Linked DNA regions of Homo sapiens: region 2 is linked to region 1. A link is an interaction called in ENCODE POLR2A ChIA-PET data of the cell type or tissue named here. Cell type or tissue: A673. All regions are shown on one strand. Links, peaks and the distances in the headings refer to the core of each region. The heading gives the core; the rest is flanking DNA.

The links. ChIA-PET counts read pairs that join two places held together with the same protein. Peaks named below come from ENCODE experiments on the same cell type or tissue, not always from the same donor. Only the 100,000 strongest peaks of a DNase experiment are listed, where the experiment ranks them.
Region 2: POLR2A ChIA-PET joins it to region 1 with 8 read pairs; 4 of 35 experiments call an interaction of 5 or more read pairs at or near these places.

What each region holds. Positions count from the first base shown.
Region 1 is chr7:139,581,387-139,594,105 of GRCh38, forward strand. HIPK2 (homeodomain interacting protein kinase 2) reads right to left here. Exons shown (of 15, transcript NM_022740.5): 13 at 2,431-2,678. LOC105375530 (a long non-coding RNA gene) reads left to right here and starts at 4,147. Exons shown (of 4, transcript XR_001745383.2): 1 at 4,147-4,232; 2 at 10,841-10,959. In A673, for the core only: no CTCF peak of the experiment used is centred there; a DNase peak (open chromatin) is centred at 7,415.
Region 2 is chr7:139,408,679-139,421,397 of GRCh38, forward strand. It overlaps FMC1-LUC7L2 (FMC1-LUC7L2 readthrough), which reads left to right. Exons shown (of 11, transcript NM_001244584.3): 8 at 885-976; 9 at 3,873-3,902; 10 at 8,860-9,051. LUC7L2 (LUC7 like 2, pre-mRNA splicing factor) reads left to right here. Exons shown (of 10, transcript NM_016019.5): 7 at 885-976; 8 at 3,873-3,902; 9 at 8,860-9,051. It overlaps LOC100129148 (a long non-coding RNA gene), which reads right to left. Exons shown (of 3, transcript NR_033999.1): 3 at 8,784-9,017. Among named protein-coding and RNA genes, the nearest start is that of LUC7L2, 55 kb to the left of the region's middle. RefSeq lists a silencer at 2,051-2,251. In A673, for the core only: no CTCF peak of the experiment used is centred there; no DNase peak of the experiment used is centred there.

The sequences.
Region 1 (12,719 bases), core at 2,536-10,535:
CTGCCCTGCCTGGGACTTAGTTGTTGAACTTTCCCTTAGCCCTGCATCCTTCCAATAAGTTGTTTGTCTTAAGCCAGTGTAGAGTTCATTCTGTTGCTTCCAAAAGAAACTTCACTAACCCCAACCTGAGAAGGACTGAAAGACTGAGAGCCACAGGAGGGGGTGAGTATGGCGGGGAAACAGCAGTGCATATCCTGGCCTAAGAGGGCTGGGGGAGCGCTGAACTCTCCCATGCTCTGGGTGCTGTAGCTGGGGGAGCTGTTAACTGGCTGTACCTTGGCCTGTATGCATCACTGGGCTCCAGGGAGCTGAGGAAGGCTGCTTTCCCGACTTTTCCAAGCCTAGGTGGGTTCTACAGCTAAAGGTGTGTATCGGTATTGAACGCCACTGGCTGGGGAAGGGCAGGCACCAGACGAGGAATGCCCCTGCTCGTGAGGGCACAGGCAGCACTCCCGCATATGGTATGAGTTCAGTCTGCAGCTTCGAGGTTTGCACAAACATATATTTAAGGAACTTAAATAATGATACAAGACAAATTCTATCCTTTGCAAATATTTAAACTTAAAAATGTGTGCTGCATATACCCTTAAACAATATTTAAAGGATAGCTGAGCTGAAAAGTATGCAGCTCTCTTTAAGGAATCCTGGCTCCCGGGAATGACTTCGGGTGCCTCCCAGGGCCCTTTGGTTACTGCTAGAGAATGTTGCTTCCTGGCAGGGTTTCCACCAAAACATTTGCCCGGGTGGAAAAAGATGGTTTTTGGAGAGAGATGTCCTTGTAGCCTTGTGGAAGGGACAGCTTCATTTTCTTTTCCTCACAGAGATGCCTAATTTTGGGAGGGCTCCAGCCTGCTTCTCTGGCCCCAGGTCACCAGACCCTAGCAGCAAGTACAGCCTGGCCCCTGTCAACCAGAATGCTCGCCCTGGCATGTGGCACTGCTGTGGCTCTATTTTTCCTGAAGGTAAGGTCTCCTTCTTCCGAGAGAGCACAGCGCGAGCTGCGTGCTGCTTGTGTGTCTTTCTCGCTGTAGGCACCACGACCCCCTGCCCCCAGGCCCACAGGAGCGCTGGCTCTGATGTCAAAGCTGCTTGGAGGCTGCATCGTCATGACGGTACTGTTGGGGACAGACCAGGACTTGCAAAAGGAGACGTTTTAGCAGGGTGCTGAGAAGCTGCATTTCACAAGCATTTCTTCAGAGGAAAGGTAGCTGGGGTAACTCCAAAGTCAGGGAAAAAGAGCTTCGCCGCAAATGTCGGAAAGGGTGATGCTGCCTTGGGTTAGGAAGTAGGTGGCGGGGAGCGCAAGCCTGTGGCTGTCACCATCTCCCCTTTAGGCAGAGCCTCTCAGCAAAAGGGGCCCCATCCCAGGCAATGCCATGAGCTCTTGGGAGAGCGTGCCAGGGCTCTGACCCTCACCGTGCAGGCTGGCCTGAGGCACTGGGCTGGAAAAGCCCTAATGACCCCATCCTGCCTCTACGCTTCATCCTCAGTGGCAGCCCCTGAATGGGGCCTGCGCCCACTGGGTCTCACATGTGGTCACCACCCAGGAAGAGTCCCCAGTTTCCTGTAGCGACCTCAGGTGACAGACATGAGGTCCTCCTGAGAAGTAACAGCTTCTCACATCTAGACAAAAGCTTCCTGGCGTTCCCTTTCCTTCCCTTTTCAGTTATGCCGCCACGCAGGTGCAGGCTGGCTTGGGTGTGGTTTGTGGCGGAATAGCGGGACGCGCAGACTTCTTCTGGTTTAGTCCCCACATTCTTCCACTGTGAGCATGAGCAAGGGAAACGCTAAATAGATGCTACAAAATCTACAGTGAGCCACTGAGTTTATTCAGAAGGTTACGTTCTCAGCCTTTATTCCAGGGCCCAATTTTCAAGACAAGCCTTCGCGGGACAGGAGGAGTCCTCTGAAGATAGCAGTGCATGAGCAGAGAAACACACATGGCTTGGTCTCGCCGCCCAGCAGCTGATTCCGAGGAGGGGCTGAGAGGGGCCAATTTCACCCTTCCCTAGCAAGACTCGGAGGAGGTTCTTCCTACACAAGAAGCCCATCTGACCACCAGGGCTTCCTGGCAGAGAGTGGTGCTAGATGTCAGCCAGGAACTCCCCAGACCAGGTATTCTTCCAGGCTCAGGCATAAAGAACCAGGAGGCTTTTATTTTCTATTAATCAACCTAGTTGGAAGCAGAGCCATTGTAAAGGCAGAGAGGTATTGATTACAGGATTAAAGAAGGAAAACGCTGCTTATACAATGTGCTGTTCAGCAGAAGCCTCCCCTGGATACTTGAATAAAATCCTCGGTAAGGGTCGCCTGCAGTCACTGGGCACTTTCTATTGTACTAGCTCCCATACAGCAACATTTCTAGCAGCAGAAAAGCAGGAAAACCACTCTCCAGGGAGAGGTTCCTGCCCTGTCCTGGCCCCAAATTACCTGGCACCAGGCTATCACACTCCACCAATACTTCGCTGGCCTGGGTTTTCAGGGGTGGCACGATGATGGTTCGGGGGTTCCCCGTGCAGTGATTCTCCAGGCTCCCCTTGGTGTCAAAGGCATTGGCATTGTTGTGCCCAGCACGCTGCTGCACGGAGTAGGGGCTGGTGTTGCTGGAGGAGTCGGAGTAGGGGGAGTCGTGGACTGTGACACAGCTGATGACGTTTTTTCTTTGCTTGGAGACAGTGCTGAAAATGCAAAGGGAGAAGTCAGAGGTGGGAGAAGGCCGTGAGGTGAGACACCCAACTAGCACTTCATGCCCTGGGGCAGGGGAGGGAGGCAGAGGGGAGAGGGCAGGAACAGGGCTTTTGCCCTCCCTAACCCCCATAGGGAGACTGGGCATGCAAAAGTCCCCTGTGTAGCCGGCAGCAGGGGGACATGTGAAGACATGGAGAAGGGGCTGGTGCTGGACCCACAGGGGCTTCTGGAAACTAGGGAGTGAGATGCTTCCGGGCTGGCCTGGGCTCTTCCTGTGCAGCAGAGCTCAGCAGAGCTGCAGGGGAGGCACCTGCAGCCCAGAGCTGGGTACAACCCCCGTGGGCCTGCCAGAATGGGACATCTGAGCAAGGAGAGAACCAGCAAGAACCCAGCAACCTGGGGACCTGGGTTAGGAGTAAACCTCGCTGGGAGAAGAATGTCATAAGCTTAGGTTTGGTGCCTGCGGCCTGGCAAAGCTTATGCAGGAGGGAGCAGAATGTCCAATGGGATGCAGCGTGAGGCTCTGAGGGGGCTGCATGCACACAGCACAGTGCAGACATGCTGCAGAGAACGCAGAGCTAGAGTTGACACCCTCTGCCTCTCCTTACTTTGAGTGTGCTCTGTGGGCTGTGTGCAGGCCACTACGACCTCTGCAGTCCCCTTTTCAGGAGCCAGGCTCACCTGCAGCTTTTCCACTGCCTGGGCCAAGGGATCGGGGGAGATGGTATTGCACCGGGGCCTGGTGGGAAGGCCCCTGCCAGGTTGATGCTGTGTGAAAGCCACTCTGAAGCCCTGGCCTTCATCTTATATGTGGAACTTCATACAATAGGGAGGCACTGGCTTTGGATAGCTCTTGGCCGGCATGTTTGTTCAGAGATATTTAAGTTAGTGTGGTTACTTTGGGAACTACTTCTGTTTGTCTTCAAACTCAGTGAGAGGCTGCTGGCATGATGGATGTGAAATTTATTGTTTATTGTGTGCTTATTTAAGACTTTAAAATGAATGTGCATCTATTTTTATATATTGATCATTTATTTTTAAGAAATAAAAATTGCCTAGGCAACTGGTCAGTTTCCAGCTAATTGGATGAGAGAAGCAGCTGGTATTTACGGAGCCTCATAGAGTCACAGCCACCTCCCGGGTATCTTGTTTGAGGCCACACAGCCAGGCCAGGCTCTTCCCATGATGGATCTCCACCACCCTAGAGGCAGCAGGGAAGTGGGCAAATTCCAGAGCCCACAGCAGCCAGGCAGGAGGGACAGAAGCAGAGCCTGTCTGCTGAGCTACAGAAGGCTGGGGGATCTGGGGGGTGCAGTCCCCAGGAGGCGCTGGCCCTGCTCCCCAACGCCCAGCGCTCCTGACATCTAGGCTGGATAATTCTTCCAGTGGCTGGACACTGTCCTCTCTGGTTCAGGGTGCCTAACCGTGTTCGTGGGTGAGAACACGAACCTTGGAGTCAGCTGTCTAACTTCGGCATGTGCTGGTGACAGGGCGGTGGGCAGCTATTTAACCTCTCAGTGATTCAGTGGCCTCATCAGTAAAAGGTAGGTAATAATTGTACCTATATCATAGGCTTGTTTTGAGAACTAAGTGAGAAAATACAAGTGCTTTCAATGATACACAACACATGGTAAGTATTCCATAATAGCTGCTATTCTTCTTCTTCTTACAAGTTGTGTTACCTTAGTTAACATGTGAAAACAGGTTTGCAAAAAACTTATTTAGGCAAAGAGAATTCTATCAGGGTAAGGACTTGCTGGAAAAGTTTCCTTTTTTCTAGTTTATGAATAAACCAGAAGATTGAAATCAAAGAAAATTAAAACTCATGATATCTCGGAGATCTACGCGGGGTACTACAGGGAATACCTATACAAAGAAATATGTGTCTCTGCCCTCGAGGAGATTAAAATCTCAGTGGAGGACTGTATAACAACATGACAAGTTAAATAGTAAAAGCTTTAAAATAACCAGTTAGAGAGAATAATGGATGTCACAAAGCCTCCGTGATTAACTGTCAGATGAATCGTACAGATGATAATTGTTAAGAACTCAGAAGAAGGTGAGGAATGAATTGGTTGCATATATTTATGGCTCTTCATGTTAACTTAAAGTAGATAAATTTTAATTAATAAAGACCCACACCTCCCAGTTATGACAGTTTAAATGTGAAATGTCCATATGCTTGTTCCTCAAAAAGCTAAACACAGAGTTACCCTATAGCAATTCCATTCCTAAGTACATTCTCAAAGGATTGGAAACAGGTACTCAGATACATGTAAGCCAATGTTCACTGCAGCACTATTCAAAATACCAAGAGGTAGAAACGACCCGAGTGTCCATCAGCTGGTGAATGAATAGAAAATATGGTGTATCCATACAGTGGAATACTATTCAGTCATGAAAATGAATGAATGCTGGGAGGGGTGGCTCATGCCTGTAATCTCGGTGCTTTGGGAGGCTGAGGTGGGAGGATTGCTTGAGGCTGGGGGTTCAAGACCAGCCTGGGCAACACAGTAAGAGCCAATCTCTACAAACAATTAAAAAAATAAGCAAAGTATGGTGGTGCATGCCTGTAGTCCCAGCTGTTTGGGAGGCTGAGGTGGGAGCCCAGGAGTTTGAGGCTGCAGTGAGCTATGATCACACCACTGCACTCCAGCCTGGGTGTCAGAGTGAAACCCTGTCTCCAAAAAAAAAAAGTTCTGATACATGCTACAATATGGATGAACCTCGAAAATATTAAATGAAATAAACCAGACACAAAAGGACAAATAGTTTGTTTGAGTCTACATATATGAAATATCTAGAACAGGCAAATTCATACAGACAGAAAATACATTAGAGGTTACCAGAGGTTGGGGGCTAGGGGAGAGGAGAGTGGGAAGTTACTGATTAATGGTATAGTTTTTGGTTGGGGTAGTGGAAAAGTTCTGAAAATAGATAACGGTGATGGCTATACAGCATTATGAATATAATTAATGTCACTGAATTTACACTTAAAAATGGTTGAAATGGCAAATTTTATATTTTACCACAATTAAAAATTAACAGACTAAAACCACTGAATTGTACACATTCAACGGGTGAACTATACAGTACAGTACATGAATTCTATCTCCATCAAAAACAAAGTCCAGGCTGGGTGAGGTGGCTCATACCTGTAATCCCAGCACTTTGGGAGGCCGAGGTGGGTGGATCACCTGAGGTCACAAGTTTGAGATCAGCCTGACCAACATGGTGAAAATCCGTCTCTACTAAAAATACCAAAAATTAGCCGGGAGTGGTGGTGGGGCCTGCAATCCCAGCTACTCAGAGCCTGAGGCAGTAGAATCGCTTGAACCCAGGAGGTGGAGTTTGCAGTGAGCCAAGATTGCACCATTGTACTCCAGCCTGGGCGACAGAGCAAGACTGTGTCTCAAAAAAAAAAAAAAAAAAAAAAAAAGCAAAAGAGATTCAGAGTCTTGGGCACTTCGCCGCTGTACATCAGGGCTCAGTAGAGACACCCAGAGGGTGGGAGGGCACTGAGATCCAGTACAAGAATTACAAAGTGGAAGCTAGGTGCGGTAGCTCACCCCTGTAATCCCAGCGCTTGAGGCCAGAAGTTTGAGAGCAGCCTGGGCAACACAGTGAGATCCCACCTCTACAAAAATAAAAACATTAGCTAGGCATGGTGGTGTGCACCTATAGTCCTAGCTGCTCGGGAGACTGAGGCAGGAAGATGGCTTGAGCCCAGGAGTTTGAGGCTGCAGTGAGCTGTGGTCGTGTCACTGCACTCCAGTGTGGGTGACAAAGAGACCTACACTCTAAAGAAAATAAATAAATAAATAAAAATAGTTAGGTACGGTGGCTGACACCTGTAATTAGCACTTGGGGAGGTCAAGGCAGGCAGATCATTTGAGGCTAGGAGTTTAAGACCAGCCTGGCCAACATGATGAAACCTTGTCTCTACTAAAAATAAGAAATCTGCTGGGTGCAGTGGCTCACACCTGTAATCCCAGAACTTTGGGAGGCCGAGGTGGGCGGATCACTTGAGGTCAGGAGTTCGACACCAGCCTGGCCAACATTGCAAAACCCCGTCTCTACTAAAAATACAAAAATTAGCCAGGCGTGGTGGTGTGCACCTGTAATCCCAGCTACTAGGGAGGCTGAGGCAGGAGAATCACTTGAACCCGGGAGGTGGAGGTTACAGTGAGCAGAGATCACACCACCACACTCTAGCCTGGGTGACAGAGTGAGACTCTGCCCCCACACCGCGCTGGCCCCCTGCTGAAAAAAAAAAACAAAAAAACAAAAAACAATCCTGGGTGTGGTGGCACATGACTGTAATCCTAGCTTCTTGGGAGGCTGAGGTGGGAGAATTGCTTGAACCCAGGAGGTGAGGTTGTAGTGAGCTGAGATCACACCACTACAATCCAGTCGGGGTGACACAGCCAGACTGTCTTAAAAAAAAAAAAAAAAGATTGCTGTCTACCAATAACAACAAAAAAGAATATCTCGAAATATTTTATAAATATAAATTAAGCAAAAAAAGGAAGTGGGACTCTAGGAGGTCTCTGAGCTAGGAGGTAGGGAGGAGGGATCTGAAAGCAGGGAGATGCTGGAGGCTGAGGACGAGGAGGGAGCAGGAGGGAAGGAGAGCTGCCTTAAGAAGACAAGGGCAGAGAAACCTGCAGCTGTCTTCTGGGATGAATGCGGGGGAGTAAAGGGAAACAACTGGTCTGCTGCAGTCTCTTGTGTAATAAGGGAACTCCTCCCACCTCACACTGTTTCGAAGTACTCTGAGGGCCAGGGGAAGAGCTGGGAGCCATGACTGGGAGCAGCTGCTGGCTCCCGAGGGGAGGTGAGGAGATGGCGCTGCCCTGCCCTTCACTCTCAGCTTCGGGCACAGCTACTCCTGAATGATGAACATGCCTCTGGTCATCTCATGAAACGCAGACATGTTCTGTTGCAGGTGCCCATTCTGTGGGTGGAGGACCCCAGGTGAGGATGGAGGCTGACTCCCAAATGTGTCCTGGGAGCTGGCACTGCAGTCCTAGCTCTGCTGTTCCTTTACTGGTGTGGCTCTGGACAGTGGCCTGGATAACCTGTAACATCCATCCAGCTCCAATCTGCTCTGAAATTCATTGAGAGAGATTACTCATGGCATTAAAGGAGCCATTATGAGGATCTCTGAAAGATTCCTAGAGACATTCTAAAATAGGAATGGTCTAGCCCTAATCTGGAGAGGAAAGAGATCCTTTTAGCAGATGTACCTTACCTATAGACCCAGATCTGGCCAGTTCTTGCTGATCATATCTTCCTTAGGATCTGAGTAGTTTAGAAAATGAGCATTTAAAAAAAAAAAAAACAACAAAAAGACAAAAACACACACTAATTTTGGCAAAACTGTAATCTGCCCTCGAGTAAAATTCAAATTGGGCATATTTGGAGCTCTTCACTCAAATGTGGAAATTGTGGAGAAGCTTCAGCTTAATATGAATAAGAATTTTCTAACAACTAGAACTATCTCAAGACACAACAGCCACTTCATGAGTCACTGAGCTTCTTGTCACTGAAGAATGGCTTTCTGGCATGAGTCTTGTGAGAGCTGACAGCTTGGCGTGGGTGACCTGTGAGAACTGAGGGCCATCTCCTTGATGGAAACCCAACAGGTAGTGAGCCTCCCACTGAAGAGACTGAAGAATCTGCATGTCAGTGTCTAATTATCTACAAGGAGTGTGGGATAAAACCTTTATAAACTCTTCCCAGGTCCCATCCCTTTGTTGTAGCTGGGGAGCCCCTGGCTTAATGAGCAAATATGTACGGCACAGCTTGATGCTGATTTGCCTACCTTTTTGGATTTACAAGTGACACATTTATTTGCAGAAGGTGAATTCATTTGCTAGCTGTTTTTCATCTCTTCCATTGTTAGAAAGCTCTGCGCTCTACCTGAACACACTATGCAGATTAGAGAACTAATGGGAAGCTGTTAAATGAGTCACTTTAGAAATGAGCACACATTTCAGATGACTACGGCAGATTCTTTAGGCTCGTATCTATCGATACTACTGGGATTCATTCCATGATTGCGTCTAGTTATTATTGACAGCTTATCAATCCCATTATGAGTTGGTTAATGCAAGTGAGAGAGATAGCGATAGGGGCAGAGTGAGAAATATTTGCTGAAATGGCCTTGGAAGAACATCACTTCTGAATAAAGAACAAAGCTGTCAGAGTTCACAATTGCATTATGTTGTCATGGCAATAGATAATTTTCATCATTTCAAAATGATGAAAATAAATAAGGAGCTAAAAAGTAAAGAAATCCCTAAAGGAGAAAGCACTGGCAGAAGATCAGATATAACCTGTGACCCCTTCCCTGTAGGGTCTTATCTGGAATGTGTCTCTGATTTCTATTTGCTAATCTGAGTCAATTTCATCCTTCAAGACCAGGGTCAAAACTCATCTCCTCCAATAACTTCTTTTACCCTTCTGATTTCATAGTCAATGCTATGTGTTCTATTACTATGATGCTGATTATTAAGTACAGGTAACATTTATTGGATGCATACTAACTACAGCTTAAAGTGCTTTATATGTTTATCTCCTTTAATCATCATGGCAAGATGATGTGGTAAAGAATATGACTACTTTTGGCTGGGCACAGTGGCTCACGCTGGTAATTCCAGTGTGCCTCCAGACCAGTATGCTCCTTCCTGATAGCTGCTGACTTAGAGTCATTAGAGAGAAAAAAAAAATCTTCATTTTAATATGGCACATACATTCCATTCAAATTATTATTATTATTTTTAGAGACAGGGTCTCACTCTGTCATCCAGACTGCAGTATCGTGTTATGAGCATAGCTCATTGCAGCCTCGAACTCCTGGGCGGAAGCAATCCTCCCATCTCAGCTTCCCAAGTAGCTGGGACTACAGGCACGTACCACTGTGCCTGGGGAATTTAAAAAAATTTTTTGTAGAGACAGGGTCTTGCTATATTGCCCAGGTTGGTCTCAAACTCTTGGCCTCAAGTGATCCTGGCACCTTGGCCTCCCCAAGTGCTGGGATTCCAGGTGTGAGCCACCATGCCTGGCTCCTCCTTTCAAATTGTATTATCTGCATATTTATGTCTATGTCTATGTCTACACGTGTGTGTATATAAATACACATATATCACCCTTAAGATCATTTTTACATGACTACTTTCTAGAGAAATCAGAAACAGGGTCGCAGAAGTAGCCATGAGTAGTCACCTCGTCCTTGTCCCATCAGATGCAGCGGAAGGAAGTGTTTGCTCTCCTTCCATCTTCTTCTGAAGTCCAGTCTCTCTCTTCCCAACTGGCCTGGGAGTTTTGACTCATCTTTCCTCATCACCTTCAGTCTATCCACTGAGCACCGCTCTGCCCTATGGTATCCAACCCTCTGCCACCCCTCTTCCTCCTTCTTCCCTGTGGAAAGCAAGGAGCAAACCAGGAAGCTGTGGCATATCAGTGACAGCTTTGTAATGTGACAGCAGCTGGGGACAGTAGGGTGAAGTGTCTCTTCTTCAAAATACACCCCTGAGCCACTCTACTCAGCCCACTGGAGTGTCTTAAATGGAGCCCTGTAAAGAGGGTGTGGCGAAGTCAGCTGGACAAAAGATCCTACCATCACCTCTTGAGATGAGTCACATGACTGAAATATTTTTCAACTGGGGATGTATTGTACTCAAAATGGAGAGACACCAAAGTTCCTTCAAATGGCACTGTGTGTCTGGGTTCCTTTGTTCCTTCACTCAAGCCTGATTCCCACGTCTCCATGAGCATGGCAGGAGGCTGGCTGTAGCAGCTTCTCAACCAATGGCAGGATGGAGCAAGCTACATGGTTATAGGTAGCAATGGAGGCTAATCCCACTTTGGGCTTTTTGCCCATGCAATAATAAATGAGTGTGTGTGGTTTTTGCTCCCTCTGTTAAGTGGATGTTAATTTTTCAGGCCAAAGTAATTTGAGCTGCAGTTTATCAGTTTTCTAACCTTGCTTTATCTATAATGATTTCTCTAGACTTTCAACTTAGTATAAACAAGGAAAACATTTCGGGTCAAATTTTTTTTATATATAAACATGTTAAGAGTGAGCTAAGTAACTGTTTTTATATCTAAAATACTGAATGATATTTATGAATCAATTTTCTTAAAGTTTTCATTTTTGGTAACGTCGGCTGAAACAGTGGCTGCTTACACAGGCACAGTGAAGTGCAGCCTGCAGGAGACACTTGATGACCTAAGCAGAACAACCCACCTACCAGAAATATCCAGGTAACTGAATGAGTGAATGCGTGAATGAATAATGGAGCTGGACAAAATCATTTCTATATGATCAGTTGATGTGAACCACTTTGGTTTACACACTTAAAAAATTACTCTCGGCCAGGCATGGAGGCTCACACCTGTAATCCCAGCACTTTGGGAGGCCAAGGCAGGAGAACTGCTTGAGCCTGGGAGTTCAAGACCAGCCTGGGCAACATAGTGAGACACTGTCTCTAGTTCTTACAAAAATAAAAAAAGAAATTACCCTCATGACTAAAGGTTGTATGCTACAGCCTTTACAAGACCATTTCAACACAAGGTAAAGATAGCAGGGGGGTCTGGATCAGGAGACGTGGATCAAGAGAGTCCAGGAGAGAAAAGATGGCTTGTTCAGTATGTGTAGACAATTAAATGCTTTTCTAATCGAAATTGTCTATAAATATTTAAAAGAAGACCAGTTCTACTACTTAATCCTGGGGGACCCAGAACAATATCTGTTTGTCTTATCTTTTGGCCAATTCTCTAGCCATGACCAGAGTCCCCTAGTCCAACAGTAATTCACTGAAAAGGAGTTCCCTGGCTCTTCCCTGCCCTTCTTACTTTAAAAAGAGCTGACTCCGCCCTTCTCAGTGCCATGGCTCCAGCACTCTGACAAACGCCCAGCACCAAGAGGGGGCTCAGTGGACAATACTCTAGACTCCCTATGGCCCTGGCATGGTGACCTGCACACAGTGGCATAGTGGTAGTCACAGGAGGGAGCAGGATAGAATCTGTATTCATTGAATGAATGACTGAAATCAGTTATTTTTGCCAGTTATTAAGTTTGACATTTCTTCAAGAGCATGGCACCTGAGTCCCAATTCTGCTATTTAGAACCTGTATCAATTTGGGTGAGTCACCTACCTTTCCTGAGCCTCAGTTTCTTCATCTATCAAATGGGAATAGAAATATCAGCCTTGCATGCCCCATCAAATGATGGAGGAGCTAGTGCGGGTGGAACACCCAGTGCATGTTTGCTATGATTCTCCTGTCTTTAGCTCAGTGTCTCCCAGCATCTGCCTCCAACATGCCCTGGAGTTCTTACGAGTGGAGCTGCTGGCCAGCCATCTGCTGTGCAACCAACAGTGCCACATACGTGGGGTCAGGAATAATGATTTTGCATTGGCTTTCTTTTAAAAATTCTAGGCTATATCATCTAGTCCTAGAGGTTTAGTGACACCCTCAATCAGGTCTAAAAGCCCCTTTGGTGGTGGAGGCACTGCCATCCCTCTGAAGGTCATCGGCTGCCTGACTCTGGCTGCCAAGCTGAGGCTGAGCCATGTTAGGGGAATTAACCAGCATTTTAGGCAAAGTTACAGGACTGGCACTGGGGTAAGTAGCAAATAGAAAACGAGGCTGGGAACACAGAAGGTGGGAATCAACATGCCCACAGCATGGAGAAATCAGGCTCGAGAACAAGGATGATCAATGTGTAGGAGGGAAGGTCTCCATCGCTCCAGCTGGGACACAGAAGGGCTGGGGAAGCTCTTCAGCTGGAGAGGGACCAGGTGACCCCTCCATGTGGCTGCACTTGGGGGTGCATCCTTGTTTTCCCAGGACTGATGCTTCCCCTTGAGCCCCTCAGTATCTCCTGACAAAGCTGACCACCCCCATGTAAGGGGAGATCCCTCCCCAACCCCCTTTCCATCCTGAAGCCCCTTTTGGATAAGCTCCTGCACAGGGGTCTTGATCCTGTTCGCTTGCCTTGGAGGCTCTGCCCCATCAATCAC
Region 2 (12,719 bases), core at 2,690-10,689, 170 kb before region 1:
TAAAAATATAAAAATTAGCTGGGTGTGGTGGCATGTGCCTGTAGTCCCAGCTACTCTGGAGACTGAGGCAGGAGAATCACTTGAACCCGGGAGGTGGAGGTTGCAGTGAGCTGAGATTGTGCCACTGCACTCCAACCTGGGCGACAGAGCGAGACTCTGTCTCAAAAAAAAAAAAAAAAAGTCATGGAGCTGGGTATGGTGGCTTATGCCTGTAATCCCAGCACTTTGGGATGCCAAGGTGGCCAGATCACTTGAGGCCAGGAGTTGGAGACCAGCCTGGGCAACATGGTGAAACCCCATCTCCACTAAAAAATATTAATAGAAAAATTAGCTGGGTGTGGTGATGCACGCCTGTAATCCCAGCTCCTCAGGTGGCTGAGGCTGGCAGGTGGAGGTTGCAGTGAGCCGAGATGGTGCTACTGCACTCCAGTCTGGGCAACAGAGTAAGACTGTCTCTAAAAAAAAAATAATAAGATCATAGGCCAGTCTCAGTGGCTCGCACCTGTTAATTCCAACACTTTGGGAGGCTGAGGTGGGAGGATCACTGGAGCCCAGGAGTTGTAGACCCATCTGGGCAACATAGCGAGATTCTGTCTCTATTTTAAAATAATTTGTTTTCACTTAAAAAAAAAAACAAAAAAAAAAACCAAGTAGAAATCATGGAGAAAGGTGAAATTTTACACATTTTCCACAAAATGGGGAAAGATTATGGAAAGAAGACTTGTAGGCCTAATGATTATTTCTGGCAGTACTTCAAATTGAATTATTAAACAGATTTTGACAGCAGTTGTACTGTATTAGAAACCAGATAATATAAAGTTTAGGATAAAGCTGTTTAAGAATGGACTCAGTAAATATTCTCCTCATTTATTACTGTTTTTAAGAGAGTCGTAGCTGAGAAGCAGGAGAAAAGAAACCAGGAACGGCTGAAACGAAGAGAAGAGAGAGAGAGAGAAGAAAGGGAGAAGCTGAGGAGGTATGGAGTAATGGGCCAAGTAATTGAAGTTGAATCTCTGTGGTTCTAAAAAGAGATATAATTGATTTTAAATTTTAGATGGTGATAAATCTGTTATGGGACGTGGGAAACTTCTGCTTACTTTAAAAAATATTACTGTGCGAATTATATAAATGTTTAATTATACAAGTATCGTAACTCTTGGCCATTTAACGGAATGTGATTTCCTTTAAAATGTGTGGAAGAGTGAATAAAGAATGCTTCGTATCTTGTAAGATTTATAACAAAATCCAGCCGGGCATGGTGGCTCACGCCTGTAATTCCAGCACTTTGGGAGGCCGAGGCGGGTGGATCACGAGGTCAGGAGATCGAGACCATCCTGGCTAACACGGTGAAACCCCGACTCTACTAAAAATACAAAAAATTAGCTGGGCGAGGTGGCGGGCGCCTGTAGTCCCAGCTGCGCGGGAGGCTGAGGCAGGAGAATGGCGTGAACCTGGGGGGGCAGAGCCTGCAGTGAGCTGAGATCGGGCCACTGCACTCCAGCCTGGGCGACAGCGAGACTCTGTCTCAAAAAAAAAAAAAGATTTATAACAAAATCCTTTTCTAGCCCTTTGATTTTTCATATTGGGCTAGATTTGCACCAGGTTAGCATAGAATTATTATTTTTTTTTTATGATGTATTTTGTTAACAAAAGGTTTAAGGGTGGTTGTTTCATTGAAGGGTTTTTTTTACATTGAACTTTGGTTAGTTCCTCAATTCTAGGAGCCATAAACTATTAAAAAGTCTAAAAATATCTAAATGTATATAATTCCTCTTACATTGGTATTCATTAATTGATAAAATCTTAGAATTCTAGTATTTGGAATGTCTAAACATTCTTCTGAGTCACTTTTACCATTGGCAGCTAAAATCACATAGCATCATGGTGGCAACATTTTTTTGTAACTCATCTTTTTAACTTCAGCAGCTTTAGGATGGACAGTTATATCACAAATGATTTGCCTGTAGTCCTAATTTATAGTGTTCCTTGAATCATACTACATTTAAATGTCTTAAATTTAAATACCTTCTCTTTAGAGTTAGCAGATGTGCTTAAGCTAATTAAAACCCTTTGTAGTATTAGGTTATGCTCACTTCCTTCGATCTTTGAGCATATTATATACTCAGTATATTTCAAGAAGTTTAAACAGACTTCGTTTGTGTCACATGGCTTATAACCAGGTAATCTTTTTGCACCATAAAGACAGTGAAACAAAACTACATGTCTATATGGTCCCTTTTTAGGAGAAGTGATGTCAGTCCTCTATTGAGAGAGAGAGATTTCTTCATTTACTGTAAAGTTTACCTCAGAGCTTTTATCTACTTGTTCTTTTGTGTATAGTAAGTCCTTATGGGAATATTGCCCAGTATTCTAATATATAAGTGGAATTTTCAGTAATATTGGGAATCTCATTTTAAGATTCAATTGAGGTGACAGTAACATGGAACAGAATTTCTTTGCAGGACTACATTTTCACATTTGTAGATGATGAAAAAGTATATCACATCTTACTCCTTTGTTTGCCAAATGGCAAGTTTCTTTTGACAGTGATTATATAATGCAAATTTCAGAAACATTAAAAAAAAGTCGTTGAATCTGTGAGCTTAAAGAAATATGGAAGTATGGAAGATGAGGAAATTAGAAACTAGTATAAAATTATATAAGATGGGATAAAAGAAAAAAATCATAATCATTTACTGGGTGCTTATTGTATGCCAGACACTGTAGTAAGGAATTTATCCATATTCATCTAATCTTTATAAACCCCACCCCCACTCCACCCCAGTAAAATTTATATTAGTATCCCTCTTTTGCTAGTGACAGAGTAAGCTGAGAGAGGATATGTAACTTACTTAGGTCACACAGACAGTGAATGGTAGAACCAGAAATAAAACTCAAATCTGGCTGATCTCAAAGTCATGCTTTCAACAATGCTATATATCATCCAAAAAAAAATAATAATCCCTGTGGTGTCCTACTAGCCATAATATTCACTTTACATTTCATTGAGCGTTACCTGTGTGCTAGGAAATGTGACAAGTGCCTTAAGTAGAGTATCTCATTTCATTTGAAGAAACACATTGTAAGATTGAACTAGGTGTTCTAGAGATTATAGTATGAGGTTGTAGCTCCAAGAGTATGTAGATCTCAGACCATAGAAATTTCACTCTTTTCCCAGAAGGGAAAAAAGAAATGACAGATATAAAAGAATTTTTTCCAAGCTGGTAAGTGGTTTCTGGAAAATTAGCAAGTTGTGATATGTAGGTTGAGCATCCCAAATCCAAAAAATGAAATCCAGTGAGCTTCAAAATCTGAAACTTCTTGAGTGCTGGCAGCATTTAAAGGAGATGCTTATTAGGGCATTTCAGATTTTGGTTTCTGGATTTAGGGATGCTGAACCAGTAAATTATAATGCAGACACTTCAAATTTTGAAAAAAATCGGCCACCTGTAATCCCAGCACTTCGGAAGGCCAAGGTGGTTGGATCATTTGCATCCAGGAGTTCAAGACCACCCTAGGCAACAAAAAATGTAAAAATTAAAAAAAAAAAAAACAAAAACAAAAAACAGAAAAAATCCGAAACACTTATGATCCTTAGCGTTTCGGAGAAGGAGTACTCAACCTGTACTGTGTTTTAATCTCCTAGGAACATATTCTTTAAGAGCCAGGTATTCTTGAGTTAAGCAAACCCTGCAAGGTGAAGAAATCTGTCGAGTTTGTGGTGTCTTTTGGAAAATTTTGTGTGCGTAGGTACACGCCTTGTATTTATAAAATTAATGTAAACATTAGAAATCAGGAAGAATATAATGTAACACTGCACTGTTTTCTTATTTATAGCCACTTTTCTAAAAATACATATTTTTTTTTTTTAGGTCCCGATCACACAGCAAGAATCCAAAAAGGTAGGTGTATTACATAAGACAGGTATAAGTAGTGAAGTTGTCTTTTTCAAAGGTAGTTTTTATAGATTGATTAAATGGTCCTTTAAAAATTTTCTTTTTTGGCTGGGCACGGTGATGCATGCTTGTAATCCCAGCTACTCAAGAGGCTGAGGCAGAATTGCTTGAAGCCGGGAGGCAGAGGTTGCAGTGAGCCAAGATAGCACCACTGCACTCCAGCCTGGGCAACAGAATAGGACTCTGTCTTTAAAAAAAAAAAAAAAAAAAAAAAGAAAATTTTTTTTGAAATCATTTAGATGCTCAGAGTAGATACGTAAAAGGATTAATTTTTTAAAAATCAATTTGGGTGGTACATTTAGGAAACATGTTCTAAGAGGTTGTAGCTGTTGAAAACATTAGTAGGTTAATAGTTGGATAAAATTTTGATTGATCCACTGTGGGTTAAGCAAAACCAAAATGTTTAGTATACCCTCCAGTCTTGACTTTATGTGAGTTTATTACCCATTCCTTTATACAGTGATCACAGAAGGCTTTCAGAGAGGCATTTGCAGCCTTAAAAGAGCAAGACAATACTTTGTTTTGACTTTCAGCGTTAATATTTGGGGTTTGAAACCTTTCTTTGTAGTTTTTGCTAGTTGCTGATACATTTTTTTGTCTGAGAAAGGCAGGGAAATGTGTTGTACTTCATCATTCTTTCTCAGTTCTTCACTTGCCCTTCTCATTCCAGTCGTTGAGCTTTCTTCATGGATCCATTCCCACCTAGAATGCCCTTTCTCAGTCTTTTCCAAATTCTACCATTCCTCTTGTTCAGATCACATCTTCTTTTAGAAACTTTCTGAGTTCTCAGCTCTAGAGACTATTTCCCAAGAAGTTTTCCCTAAAAAGTAGAGAATTTGTTGTTATGAAAGAAAAACCTGGCTGAGCGCAGTGCCTCACGCTTATACCATCACAGCTCTTTGGGAGGCCGAGGCAGCCAGATCACCTGAAGTCAGGAGTTCGAGACCAGCCTGGCCAACATGGCGAAACTCCATCTCTACTAAAAACACAAAAATTAGCCGGGTGTGGTGGCAGGTGCCTGTAATCCCAGCTACTTGAGAGGCTGAGGCAGGAGAATCACTTGAACCCAGGAGGTGGAGGTTACAGTAAGCCGAGATTGTGCCACTGCATTCCAGCTTGGGTGACAGAGTAAGACTGTCTCAAAAAAAGAAAAACAAAAACCTTACAGTTCTGTTAGCAACATCTATCAATGATATTTCTGCCTAAAACACTAAAAAAACTAAAGAACATTAATAAGTGGGGCCAGTTGTGTCAGCTAATTTATATTATTGGTGAATTTCTCTGATCTAGCATGATAAGTAGAAACATTAAACTGTGATACTGTTATTGTTTACTGTTTGATTAATATAAGCTGGTCCCTTTGTTGAAAACATAAAGTATTGCACATAGAACATCTTTAGATATTTGGGCCAGAAATTTAATTTCTATTCCTCTAGTCCTGTTACCTAGATAATATGTTTGCCTTGTAACTGGGCTCCTTAGTTCTCTGTGCTTGCCCACCCCCCTTCTTCACCTCATTCTATTTTTCACACGTCAGCCAGGATGAGCCTTTAAATAAATGAAATACATCACATCAGCCCTCTGATTCTCCAAAGGTTTTTCATCTCATTCATATGAGAAGTTAACATCTTTACCAAAGCTTTTACATAGGGTGACGGTGTGGCCTGGGGTGTCCAATCTTTTGGCTTACCTGGGCCACACATCAGATACACTAATGATAACTGATGAGCTGGAAAAAAAATTGCAAAGAAATCTCATAATATTTTAAGAAAGTTTACAAATTTGTGTTGGGCTGTATTCAAAGCCATCCTGGGCAGCATGCGGCTTGGAGGCCGCAGGTTGGACAAGCTTGGCATAGCCCAAACTGCCCTGGGATAGTTCTGGTTTATGTCTTTTATCCCAGAATATGTATTAATAGCTTCTCATTACATTCAGTAACTTATTCAGAGCCTTCTAGTTTGAATGATAAAGTACCTGGTCATCCTGCCTGTAAGACCCTGATATTACTTCCTTTTGCTCACTTCATTCCAGCCACACTGGTCTTTTCCTTCAACATGCTGAGCTTTTTCCCACCTCAGGGACTTTGCATCTGTGTTCCCTCAGCCTGAAGCACTCCTCTCTGAGATGACTGATTCACTTGTTCCCTTTCTTCTTTCAGCTTTGCTTCAGTGCCAACCTATCAGAAAAGCCTTCCCTGCTTATTCCGTATAAATATTTCCACTCTTTTCTCTTTTTCCACTCTACGTAATAACATCTTTTAATTTTTTTTTGAGACGGAGTCTTGCTCTGTTGCCCAGGCTGGAGTGCAGTGGCAAAATGCCAGCTCACTGCAACCTCCGCCTCCCAGGTTCAAGTGATTCTTCTACCTTAGGCTCCCTAGTAGCTAGGATTATAGGCACGTGCCACCATGCCCTGCTAAGTTTTTTTTTTTTTTTTTTTTTTTTTTTTTGTATTTTTAGTAGAGTAGGGGTTTCACCATGTTGGCCAGGCTGGTCTTGAACTCCTGACCTCAAGTGATCCGCCTGCCTCAGCCTTCCAAAGTGTTGGGATTACAGGCATGAGTCACCATGTCCAGCAATAGATCTTTTTTTTTTTTCTTAACCACCTGACATATCTTTATTTACTGCCTACAAACCTGTATAGATCCCTTTCTATAGTATAAGCACTAAGTTTAGTGCAGGAACTTTGTTTTACTTGCTACTCAACCTCCCCTAGTATAGAACAGTGCAAAAATACCTAGTGAATATTTTTTGGATGAAAAAATTACCTAGAATTTTTAAAAAGATGAATAAAGTTATACATTGGAAGAAATGGCATTCATAATAACTCAAAATGAGTGGTTAAACGAAGTATGATTTGATAAAACTTACACTGAGAGTTTTATATTTTTTCCCTCTGCTTCCTTTTGGAATTACTCTTTTCAGCTGTGGAAATAACGCTTTTTTTTTTTTTTTTTTTTTGAGACAGGGTCTCACTCTGTCCTGAGTAGCTGGGACCACAGGCGTGTGCCACCATGTCCAGCTAATTTTTAAAAATTTATTGTAGATACGGGGTCTCCCTATGTTGCTCAGGCTGGTCTTGAACTCCTCCCGTTTAAGGATTAAGCAGTCCTCCCATTGTGGCCTCCCCAAGTGCTGGGATTACAGACACAAGCTATTGTGCCCAGCCAGAAATACTCTTTTTAAGTGTGGCTAAAGCTACGTCCATGTCATGTACCTTTCTTTGACTATAATGTTGACATAAGCTGAATGCCTTTTAGCATCGTTCATAACAATCAGTTGAAGATAAACTGTATTTGTAAACTATCTCATATGTATAATATGATTTTGAACTTGCTGTATCAAATTATGAGCAAACCTCACATTCTTAAAGTGACTTAAATTTAAGAGTTTTATTGAGGTATAAAATATATATATATATATATATATATATATATATATATATATATATATATATGATTTACTCTGAAGTCAGTGATTTTTTAGCAGATTTAAAGCTGTGCAACTATCACCATAATCCAGTTGAGAACATTTCCATCATTCTTAAAGTGACTCTTCTAACAAAGTTGCATTCCTTTGTTTCCCCTTGTTTTCTGTCAAACGTTTATGTCCTCTCCATGCCATTTCCACCCTCACCATGCACCCCCACCCACCCCACAAGTTAGTTTGTGACCTGGTGGAGGCTATAAAAGTGTCTTACCTTGTGGGTTTTTTTCTTTTCAAAAAATGTCTTTATTTTGCCAGCACCTTGATCGTATATTTTCTGGTTTTTCAGAATGTTTTTCGTTCTCTATTTCTGTGTATTCATTAGAAATACATTTTTTTTGCAATCTGAGTCAAGTTCTCAAAAATGATTTTCGCAAGTGTTCTTTCTCCCAAACTGTTTGCTCCTTGAATAGAGAACTGTCTTACTGTGTTTGTTTTGTCTTGCTCTCTATTGCCCAGGCTGGAATGCAGTGGTGTGAACACAGCTCCCTGTAGCCTTGACTTCCTGGGCTTGGGTGATCATCCTTCCTTAGCCTCCCAAAGTGCTGGGATTAAAGGCGTGAGCTACTACCCCTGGCCCTTACTCTGTTTTGATTACACTGTGACTAGACATGCATATTGTGGGCATTAAAAACTTACTTCTATGGTTATCTCACCTTTCTAATTCAGACAAAGAGTAATTTGTCCTGACGTATTCTTCCTCATCTCTTCTCTTCCCTTCTGTCCAGGTCTGTCAGGTACATATTTAATTTCTAGAGGATACAAAAATGTTCAAGATATTTAAGTGCAATTAAATTCATAACAAATCTAGATAATATAGCCCCTGGCATATAGTAGTGGTTCAAAAGTTGCTTTCACTTGAAAAACTATTTCTGATAATAAATTTATACATTACTGATTGCTCTCTGAGAATTATCAATCAGTGTCTTGTTTTTGAGACAGAATTTCACTCTTTTGCCCAGGCTGGACTGCAGCGATGTGATCACCAGGTCATTGCAGCAGCCTTGACCTCCCTGGCTCAAGAGATTCTCTCACCTCAGCTTCCTGAGTAGCTGGGACTACAGGCATGTGCCTCTGTGTCCAGCTAATTTTTGTATGTTTTATAGAGACAGAGTTTCGCCATGTTGCCTAGGCTGGTCTTGAAATCCTGAGCTCAAGCGATCCTCCTGCCTCAGACTCCCAAAGTGTTGGGATTACAGGTGTGAGCCACGGCGCCTGGCTGAGAATTATTAATGTTTTATTTTGAATTCTAGTATGTAGTTATTAACACACCAGCAATTCAGTGTAGATTTAGCTGACTTGGAATATAATTGACATTAAGACTACTGAAAAAAAGTTTCTCTTTAAAGAAAAGGCTTTAATAAATGAGAAATATAGTAATTACAAAGGTAGAAACAAAATCAAATCTTGTCTGGTAGATCCAGGTCCAGAGAGCATCGCAGACATCGATCTCGCTCCATGTCACGTGAACGCAAGAGGAGAACTCGATCCAAATCTCGGGAGAAACGCCATCGCCACAGGTCCCGCTCCAGCAGCCGTAGCCGCAGCCGTAGCCACCAGAGAAGTCGGCACAGTTCTAGAGATAGGAGCAGAGAACGATCCAAGAGGAGGTATTGATGTGTCAATCAGAGGATATGGAGCTACCTTAATGTTTTAGAGTTGTTTATGTTTACTTATGTTACTTATGTTTAGAGTTCAGATTATTGGTTTGAAACTTTTGCATCTGGTAATATGTACACATTTATGTGTGGGTGTACAACATTTTTCTGTGATTATATGGGTAGTTTTGAAAGAATATACTTATGAGCCAGAGCAAGAAATTGGAACCAATATGTGTAGAGGTTATTGCTTTTCTCTGCTTAGTGTGTCTTGGAAAAAAGTTCTTTACAGGTAAATAATTTTAAATACCAATACCCTTAGTATGGATCAGCAAATTAGGGGCTCTGAGAAGTCCTTTCATTACAAGAGTTGTTTAGCTTTGATTTATTGTTTTCTAAACTTATTTGAGCTGGGATGCTTTTTCAGAGCAGACACATTCTAGTATATTCTTGTTTTATCTGCACTATAGATATGTATTGTTACATACCTTCAGCTTGGCAAGGCAGACTAATAAGGAGGTTCCAAGACTTCCCTTGGTTTAATGAGAACATTCAAAAGGTGCAGGCATAGGGTAAGGTATGTTTGAGGACTTGAATATCTATTAAGGATAGACAAAGGATTATAATGTGGTAGAAGAGTTTAGCATTCATAGTCTGTATAGATCAAACTGTCAAAACTTCTCAGGTCACATGATGGCCCTTAAACCAGGTAATTTCTGTGTAACGTAAGCCATGTTTAAAATTGCTTTTTTCTTGACAACTATTCAGAAGTATATGTATGATAAACATTTTTTGAGTGCCTAGTACCTACTAGTCTTACATATTCTGTGGATTACTCCACATAAAATCTATAATAAAATCCACAGAAAGCTGTTAAAATCTTTCCTATTTTTTTTTGACTCAACTTTCCATTCCCTGAAATCACTCACAAGCTGAGTTTGTTAATAGGCTCTCAATATTTTATTTCTTATATTCTGGCCTTGTTTTTAGTATTTCTTAAGGTGATTTTAATAATAATTAATTGTATATGTTTTACTGTACTAGACTTAGTAAAACATAAGAAAGACGTATAACATAGTTGAACAACTTTAAGTTGCTCTAAGAAGTTTCCTATGTGAGGCTGGGTGCCATGGCTCACGCTTATAATCCCAGCACTTTGGGAGACCGAGATGGGCGTATCACTTGAGATCAGGAGTTCAAGACCAGCCTGGCCAACCAACCCCATCTCTACTAAAATACAAACATTAGCCGGGCATGGTGGCACATGCCTGTAATCCCAGCTACTCAGGAGGCTGAGGAAGGAGAATTGCTTGAACACAAAGGTGGAGGTTGCAGTGAGCCAAGATCGCACCACTGCACTCCAGCCTGGGTGACAGAGCGAGACTCCAGCTCTCAAAACAAAAAAAAACAAACAAAAAAAAAAACAAAAAGTCTCCTATGTGAGTTAGAACAAAGGATTGACATCTTTGACAATAATTAGACTGGCATAAGACTACCACATGTTATAAAGTGCTAAACTGCATATCATAGAATAAATGATCCGAGAGTTTAGATGAGGCAAATAACAGAGTAATCAAAAATGGCTTCAGGTAGTCGGTAAAATTTGAACAGGTAGAATCAGCTAGGAAAAAGATATTCCATATAGAGTGAATATCCTAGGCAAATGCAGAGAATGAGGAGGGAGTTTGTAAAGGACAGAGTGATTTGTAGGCCTCTTATCTCACACTCTTGAAACTGATTTTGGGGGTCTACCCTCAGTGCAGTGTTCAGAAATAAGCATTTTTTAAAAGTTACCTGTCTTATCTGCACAATGAATTTTCAGAATTATCCTGCTAGGTGATGGAAGGTTTAGACATTTTCCTGTGTCAAATCTGCCCAACTGTCATTGTTGTTGCTGAACTCCTAAATGTCTTTATTGGTGATGGGTATGGGAAGGATGGGCGTGAAGTCCCCTAATCTGAGATTGTGTTATTTTAGTCCCTGATGCTTCCTGCGTTGATGAAGTTGTATAGGAATTTTTCCACCATACATGATACATGATCATATCTAAGATGTCAGCATGTTCATAAAGAGGATTATTTTTGTAAAACTATTAAAAGTTTTGCTTTTCTCGAGCACTTTCTCATCTTTGAATTCAAATTATTCTCTTTTAAAGCATCATTCTTTGTTTTATACTAAAAATTACCAGATAATTGCTGTTAAAACCTACTTGGTATTTCATACAACATCAAGTTATTGCTACATATTTGGGTTTAATTTTTCAAGGTAAAAGTTCTTATTGAAAGCCTTTTATGTTTTGCTGTTCTCCTTTCCCTACTGTGAAATACTTGTCTCTGATACAAGTAGATTCTTTGTGACCTCTTCCTGGCAATAGTGCCCTGCGTAAATGAGGACCATTTGCATCTATCTATCTTTTTGCTCTGTTCAAACATGTTTAGTGCAGACTCCAAAGTCAGATTACTTGGGTTCATTGGTTTAGGCTAAGTAATTTATTTTTTTTTTTGAGACGAGAGTCTCGTTCTGTCACCCAGGCTGGAGGGCAGTGGCGCGATCTCGGCTCGTTGCAACCTCTGCCTTGCGGGTTCAAGCGATTCTTTTGCCTCGGCCTCCCAAGTAGCTGGGATTACAGGCCCAGGCCACCACACCTGGCTATTTTTGTATTTTTAGTAGGGACAGGGTTACGCCATGTTGGCCGGGCTGGTCTCAAACTCCCGACCTCAGGTGATCCACCTGCCTTGGCCTCCCAAAATGCTGGGATTACAGGCATGAGCCACCACGTCCCACCTTGGCTAAGTAATTTATAACTATCTCACCTGTCTTTCCCCATCTACTAAGTGGAGAAAGTAAGAATACCTGCTTTGTTAAGATTATTGGTAGTTTGAGTAAAATAGTATATGGAAACCACTATGTGTGGGACATAGTAGTTGATACTCATAGTTTTTTAGTTATTACTGATCACTGGGACTGTTTGGCATCTAGTGTCTTTTTAGGTATCATTTTTACCATCTCTTTTCATATTTTATTCCAACAAAGGCTATGGATAGGACTAGTGTAGACGTGGAATCACTAGACTTGGCACTGTGATTTTTTGTTGTTGTTGAGATGGAGTCTTGCTCTGTCACCCAGGCTGGAGTGCAGTAATGCGATCTGGGCTCACTGCAGCCTCCGCCTCCCAGGTTCAAGTGATTCTCCTGCCTCAGCCTCCCGAGTAGCTGGGACTACAGGCACACGCCACCACTCTCAGCTAATTTTTTGTATTTTAAGTAGAGACGGGGGTTTCACTATGTTGGCTAGGCTGGTCTTGAACTCCTGACCTCAAGTGATCTGCCTGCCTTGGCCTCCCAAAGTGCTGGGATTACAGGCGTGAGTCACCGTGCCCAGTCTTTTTATATCATTTTAAGTTTATTAAAACATTAAGTAGAATGTTCAAAGTGGACATTATTTTAGAACCATTTTTTGTTTAACCCTCCTTAACTATATTTCTAAAACTGAACAGTCATATTTTTTATTTTCCTGAAAGTATTACTTATTCAGGTTCTTGGTAGTGCCTCAGATCCTAATTTTGAATATGGGTTGAGTGAGATAATTATGTAAAAGTGCTGTGTCACCTGTAAAGAACCAAATAAATGTAATTTGTTGAATTTTAGATGTTGGAAGTATGGAAGATTCCATGTTTATTC